2 separate regions of the Homo sapiens genome follow, and region 2 is linked to region 1. The links are chromatin loops, found by intact Hi-C in ENCODE. Cell type or tissue: heart right ventricle. All regions are shown on one strand. Each heading gives the region's core, and the rest is flanking DNA. Links, peaks and the distances in the headings are about the cores only.

What was found. Hi-C counts contacts between places; a loop is a spot of excess contacts. Peaks named below come from ENCODE experiments on the same cell type or tissue, not always from the same donor. Only the 100,000 strongest peaks of a DNase experiment are listed, where the experiment ranks them.
Region 2: it touches region 1 in a loop (3.0-fold over the local background); 17 of 110 quality-filtered maps call a loop at or near these places.

What each region holds. Positions count from the first base shown.
Region 1 is chr4:85,967,799-85,970,724 of GRCh38, reverse strand. All of the region lies in intron 5 of ARHGAP24 (Rho GTPase activating protein 24), which reads right to left. Among named protein-coding and RNA genes, the nearest start is that of MAPK10-AS1, 150 kb to the left of the region's middle. In heart right ventricle, for the core only: a CTCF peak has its summit at 1,541 (motif pointing right); no DNase peak of the experiment used is centred there; H3K27ac peaks cover 351 bases.
Region 2 is chr4:85,083,207-85,086,132 of GRCh38, reverse strand. No RefSeq gene overlaps it. Among named protein-coding and RNA genes, the nearest start is that of WDFY3, 120 kb to the right of the region's middle. In heart right ventricle, for the core only: a CTCF peak has its summit at 1,546 (motif pointing left); no DNase peak of the experiment used is centred there; H3K27me3 peaks cover 320 bases.

The DNA of each region.
Region 1 (2,926 bases), core at 334-2,833:
AGAGAGGTGTGCTCTGAGAAGTTGGGAGGCAGGCACTGGGGTTTCCTGCCTCAGTGAATATTCTCTTATCCCAGCGGTGGCATGGAAGCAGAGCCAACTGTATGAAATTATATGAGCTGAGACAATGGGCTTCTCAGCTCTCAATTTTGGGCCCATGGGCTGATTCCATCAAATATTTACTGCACATCTACTCCTAATGGGTATTATAGAAACCCCTGGGCTAGGACCTCAGGGGTTTAAATAAAAGAGGCATTATTCTAGCCTGCTCACTACTTGTACCCTAGTCAAGGCTGCAGATACTAAGCTGATAATAAGACAAGTATGTGATTACAAAATAAGGTGAGTGGAAATAAGGAAAATTATTGCATACTATCTAATAACAAGACAGGGTTTGGAGGTCTTCTCTGAGAAAATGATGTTGGAGCCAAGATCCGAAGGGTGTGTAAGGACAGAAGGCATTTCTGATCAAAGCAAGGGAGAAAAACAGCCTCAAGTGGGAGGAAGCCTCCTGTCCTTGCAGAATTGACAAAGGCTAAGAAGGTCAGAGCCCAGAGTGGAAGTGGGTAAGGTCTGAGCTGTAGGCAGCAACCTCATGGACCATAGGACTTCACCTCCTTCAGGGTAAGGACTGAGGTTTTCCATTTTGACATTGGGGTCTCTCAGAGCAGGCATAGTGTCAACTGTTTTATAGATGTTAAAATGATGGAAGTTATCTGAAAGGGCTTGTTTTAACTAGCTAATTTTATTTTCTTGATAATTAAATAAATATATGTTTTTCTTTCTAAAATTCTGAACTGATAAACACTATAGAAGAGGTCATCTTAAAACCTTGTAAAGAAAATAAAAATCGTGTTCCCAGGTCATCTTCAAAACTGCAATCCTCATTAATTCCTAAAACTAAATTCCAAAAAATTGTTTGAAAAGACAGACCTAAAATAGTCTCAATGGTAAGACAAGGAAGACACTAGTATTTTTGTTTGTTTTCTGACAAACCACCGTATTTCATGTGCATCAAAGCCTTCTGTGTTTTTCTTGCTATATCTGCCCCATGAAGGGACAGTCATTAGTAGTAAAAAAACCACAGCTTGGGGAAGGATATGCATAGCAGTCAAATATTCCAGTAAAGTATTTCCTTTTGATTCCACTCTAACCCAATCTACCATCATGACTCAGATTTGTTTGCCTTCAGAGTCAATGACAATTAGCCATAGGTAGTACAGAAAGAAAAGAATATAAAAATAAAATATAAAATAAATAAGTATATATTTCAATATACAGAGTATGTTATGTATAATTTGCATGACTATATAAACAGAAGCTATCAAATATTTATGAATAAATACAATAAATAAATGAGACAATAATGATAAACAAGAAACACATTTAACAAGAAATCTGCTGTAAAGTTTCATTGATGATCTATTTATTACATTGACTATTCCCAAACACACTGTTTTTAAGGTAACTTGCTTAGCACTTTACTGTTTTGCTTTTAATGAAGTGAAGCATTTTATAAACTATGGTATTGAGAAACTTTGAACACTAGATGGCGAGATTGCAAAGTTAGACAATGGGATGGTGTAAAAATTGTGAAGGATGAAGGGCCGCAGAATCATTCTTCCTCTACCAGCAATTTTCTTAGCACCAAAGCTGCAGTAATGTTCCAAGAATAGAAATATTTGAGCCATGAATCAAGGTAAGAAAGGTGGAGTGGGATGATTATTTTATTCCTTCCCAGAAGTGATACATTATAAGAGCTTTCTAGCATTATAGTATATATGCACACAGCTAATTATATAGAAATGATGAAGAAAAAATGAACAATTATATATATATTTTTTGATTAACAAAGGTTATTAACTTTTTGCTTAAAGGCTAAGATTTAAAAATTTATGACTCTCTTTTTGGGGCTTTATTAAACTTAGGCTACTCAGTAGAGATAGAGAGTTCTGCATTTTTCTAGAGTTTTCATTTTTGCTTTGTCCTTTCTCACCGAAGAAAATAATCATTTCTGGATAGAATCTAATATATTTTTCCAGTTCTGATTCACCTCAAGAGGTTCTCAGTCACATGTCCTAATTGTCAGCAGGCTACCTATTGCAATGGGGAAGTCTGGCGTTTCTCTGAAAAATATCTTTGTATGTTCAGTCTATAAAATAGCAACCCTGTCAATCATACTCTCTAGCCTTCTATCTCCTATTGAAAATCCACTACTTTGCCAAATTAATATTTACTTCAATATGTTTAACCAATTAATTAGATATCAATAATATGTGTTAATTGCCCAATGTGCCTAAAAGAAAGTGCCATCTTTGTCTCAGAGAAATACATTTCAGTCTTCACCAAAGTGAAGTGAAGTGACTGCACTGTGGCAAAAGTCTATGTACAATGGAGAATAAAAATCCTTCACCTAATAACAACAACACATCTGCAAACATCAAGGCCTCACTGAAGGCCAATGAGTAGGTTATGCTATTAACCCCATTTAGGGTACTTTAACAGGAAACTGCACAGACAAAAATTCTTTTTGGCTAATCACTGAGATACGAGATGCTGTAGAGTCATGCTCTTTGGTATGTTAAATAAAATTGAAACTGGCCCAAGGAGTCCTCCCTACAAGCTCCTAACTGCAACCTAACTCAGTACCAAAAACAAAGTGAAAACCTAACTAGGAACAAATAGCTGAGTTTCAGCCAATCACAGGCAGCTGTTCAAACCATGTATGAGATGCATGCCATGTAATGGGGCTGTCTCTGTACCTCGCTTCTGTTTTCTGTAGGTAACTTCTTTTTCTCTGCCTGTAAATATAACCTGCACATGTGGTAGGGTGGAACATTCTGAACCATTTTGGCCCAAACTGCTGTTAGATTCTAGAATCACAAAAAAAGCCAATGAAGATCTACTAAACTAGATTTGTTGTAATTCT
Region 2 (2,926 bases), core at 261-2,760, 880 kb after region 1:
TGTATGAAAACTGGAATTGTTAAATTGGCATAGTAAATAATACAGTTTGTGTTTACTTTTGCATTCCCAAAGCTTCTTTTTTTAGAATTATGGGGGATAGAGTATTGTGTTTTTTGCTACATTAAAAACCACTAATGAAGATGAGAGAAAGCACTTGCAAGATCTTTAGGATCAAATATCCTAACAAACCACCTAGTTATGTGTTGGTATGCAAAGACAATCATAAATTAATAGATATTTACTATGTGATATTTACCAAGTATATCTGAAGACAGGAGAAAATACATTTGTAGAACATTGATCTGCCCAGCTAATGTGATCTGAGTGATAAATTCAGGCCCACTTGCCAACAAGCCTGGTCAGTTGAAACTCCCTACTTAAAGGCCATTTTTAAGCACTATTATCAAAGTTCCCTTGGGGTGGATTTTCTCATTTGCCCTTCCAGATTCAGTCTCTAATTTCTTCTTCCTGTTCTGGACCCAAAGAGTTGATCTCTGTGTACCACATCTCAAGGCTCCCTTGCCCTCCGGCTTCTGGTTAAGATCTTCCCAATAAAGAGCAACTCAGGAAACCAGACAGACAGTGGAAGGAAAGAAAAGTCAGAATACTTAATCCTCACCATCCCCCTCACACACTCCCCATGGGCGCCTCAGGTTTGTAGTAGCTGCAGTCTTCTCTCTATATTCACAGCTCCTTATGGAAGGTGTCTACTCCGTGGCAAGGAATGGTAATAATTTCTCACTGTGAATAGTCCCACAGTGGTTCCCTATCACTTGTTGATGTCCCTGAGCTCTTCATTTAGGGAATTCACTAACTAGTTCCTTTACTAAATTCTCTCCAGTTACCCCATCTGTCAAGCGTGCCTTCTGTTTCCTGCTCAGATCATGACTAACAGAACCCATTTGGAAATGTAGTGTATCTACTAAGAGAGGAGTAACACAATGAAACAAAATTGAGCTACTTCTCCATTAAATCTGAAGTCCTTATTAAAATATGGAAATGGGTTTGTGTTTTGATTAGCCTGCATTCAAGGTTTTGACTCCAGAAGGATGAGACATAGAATAGGCATGTTTTGATGAAGGTAGAATTAAAAATCAGTGTGGTAAGTGCCCACAATGGAGCAGCTGGGACAGCAGGAACAGCAGCAGCTGGGAGAGGGAACTTTCTAAAAGAGAATGAGGAAAGTTGAAAACCATCTCTTTTGATTCCTAGGGGATACCAGAGAGGAGAATGAAACCACCACTTTGCAGTTTTGCCTAAGGCTAACTTTACTTATGCTCCCTAATGTTTTAGCTCAATATCCAATCACTGCAATTAAGAGAAACTATTGTTCTTTTCTTTATTCTAAGAGCTTATGCCTGTTTTCTATTTTATTATATGGCTTTCAGAAGTAAAGACCCAAATAAAATTTATTTTCTCCTAGTAAGAGTTTCTAAGATTAATATACTTGCACACAAAAATAAGCTGGTATACAGGTACGCATCAGCCAGTATACTTCATGTCTGGTAACACCACTGCCTTTCAACTTGCAACTCTTGCCACCTAGTGGCAAAATTTGGTCTTACAACTTGAGGATAACAACAAGTATGATTTCGGCTCTAAAAAAGACAACTTGAAATTCTTGATTTCTTACTTAAATCAAAATTTCCTACATTATACCATCATGTGGTAAAAAGTCGTCCACAGGATGATACTGTATAATGGACTTTTTAAATAATTAAAGCTAATTAAAATTAATATTAAAACATAAACATTTTGTCTTAGGATTCTGTCCACCTCCTTTCTTCCTTTAAGGCAAGATCAAGGGCCAGCCAAGTAAACCGAAAGCAAATTTGTTTGAAAATTAGCAATAGACATGTCTTTGACTTACTACTATCATAGTTTTCTTACAATAGTTATGAAATCTACAGGTTTCCAGTTAAACTTATTATCCCCTTTTCATGTCATATATTACAAAAATATTTTTAAATCTTATTCCTTAATTCAGAGGAGAGTAAATTCAATAGCCCACTTTTTATTTTCCCATGCACAACGTTCTTTCAAATTTAAGAAATTTTTTTTGTGTAAAGTACTGCTCTAGGTATTGACTTAATTGGAGAAAGAAAACCAGAAAAAAATCTTTGCCCTCACTTAAGTTATTAATTATATTTTTGAATACTCATAGAATTATAGGTATGTATAATTGAGAAGATAATTTAGAGATTAGCTAATTCAACCTGAATGTTTTGTTTGTAATTTTTTATTTACAAAGAAGAAAACTGAAATGCAATTGGTAGGAACAGAAGTTCTCAAAAGCCTATCTTTGAGTATTCACAATACTTTGGATTATAGCAAAGTTATATTTACAATGAGCTGTGGTACTTGTTACATTAAAAAAAAAAAAAAAAAACCTGAGTGTAACCCCAAGCAACTACTTTTTCAATACCCATCTCCTCTCTGTACCGGTCCCACCTGTATTAGTCTCCTGTCTGCCACTTTCTATGTTCTTCCCAGCGTATGTATTTGCTTCCCTGGTCTATCCCCAGGACTAGGGTCTTCTACTGGAAACCAACCTGCCTGACTAGGCCCCTGATGCCCCTTCTGGTTCCCACTCAGCCCTCCTTCAGCTGCAGGGTCAGATCCTGCTTTTTACCTGCCTCGGGCGGGCTTTCTTCTGAGACTGCAAAGAAGTCCTGGAAATCTACCTGAATTGGGGCAATATTGGCAATATCTACCTACTCAGCTATTGAATTATTATGATTTGCCTGATTCCGGTAGTGATACTTTGGTATCTGGTAGTGATACTTTGCAAACCACATATAAGTGTGACATCCTCTTTGAACGTTATGCTTTTATTTTTTTTTTTTTCATTAGTATCAACCATTGCCTTTGGAGCAGTGCCTCTAGCTCCAATTAATTTTCCAGTGGCTTTCTAGTTTATTTAGGC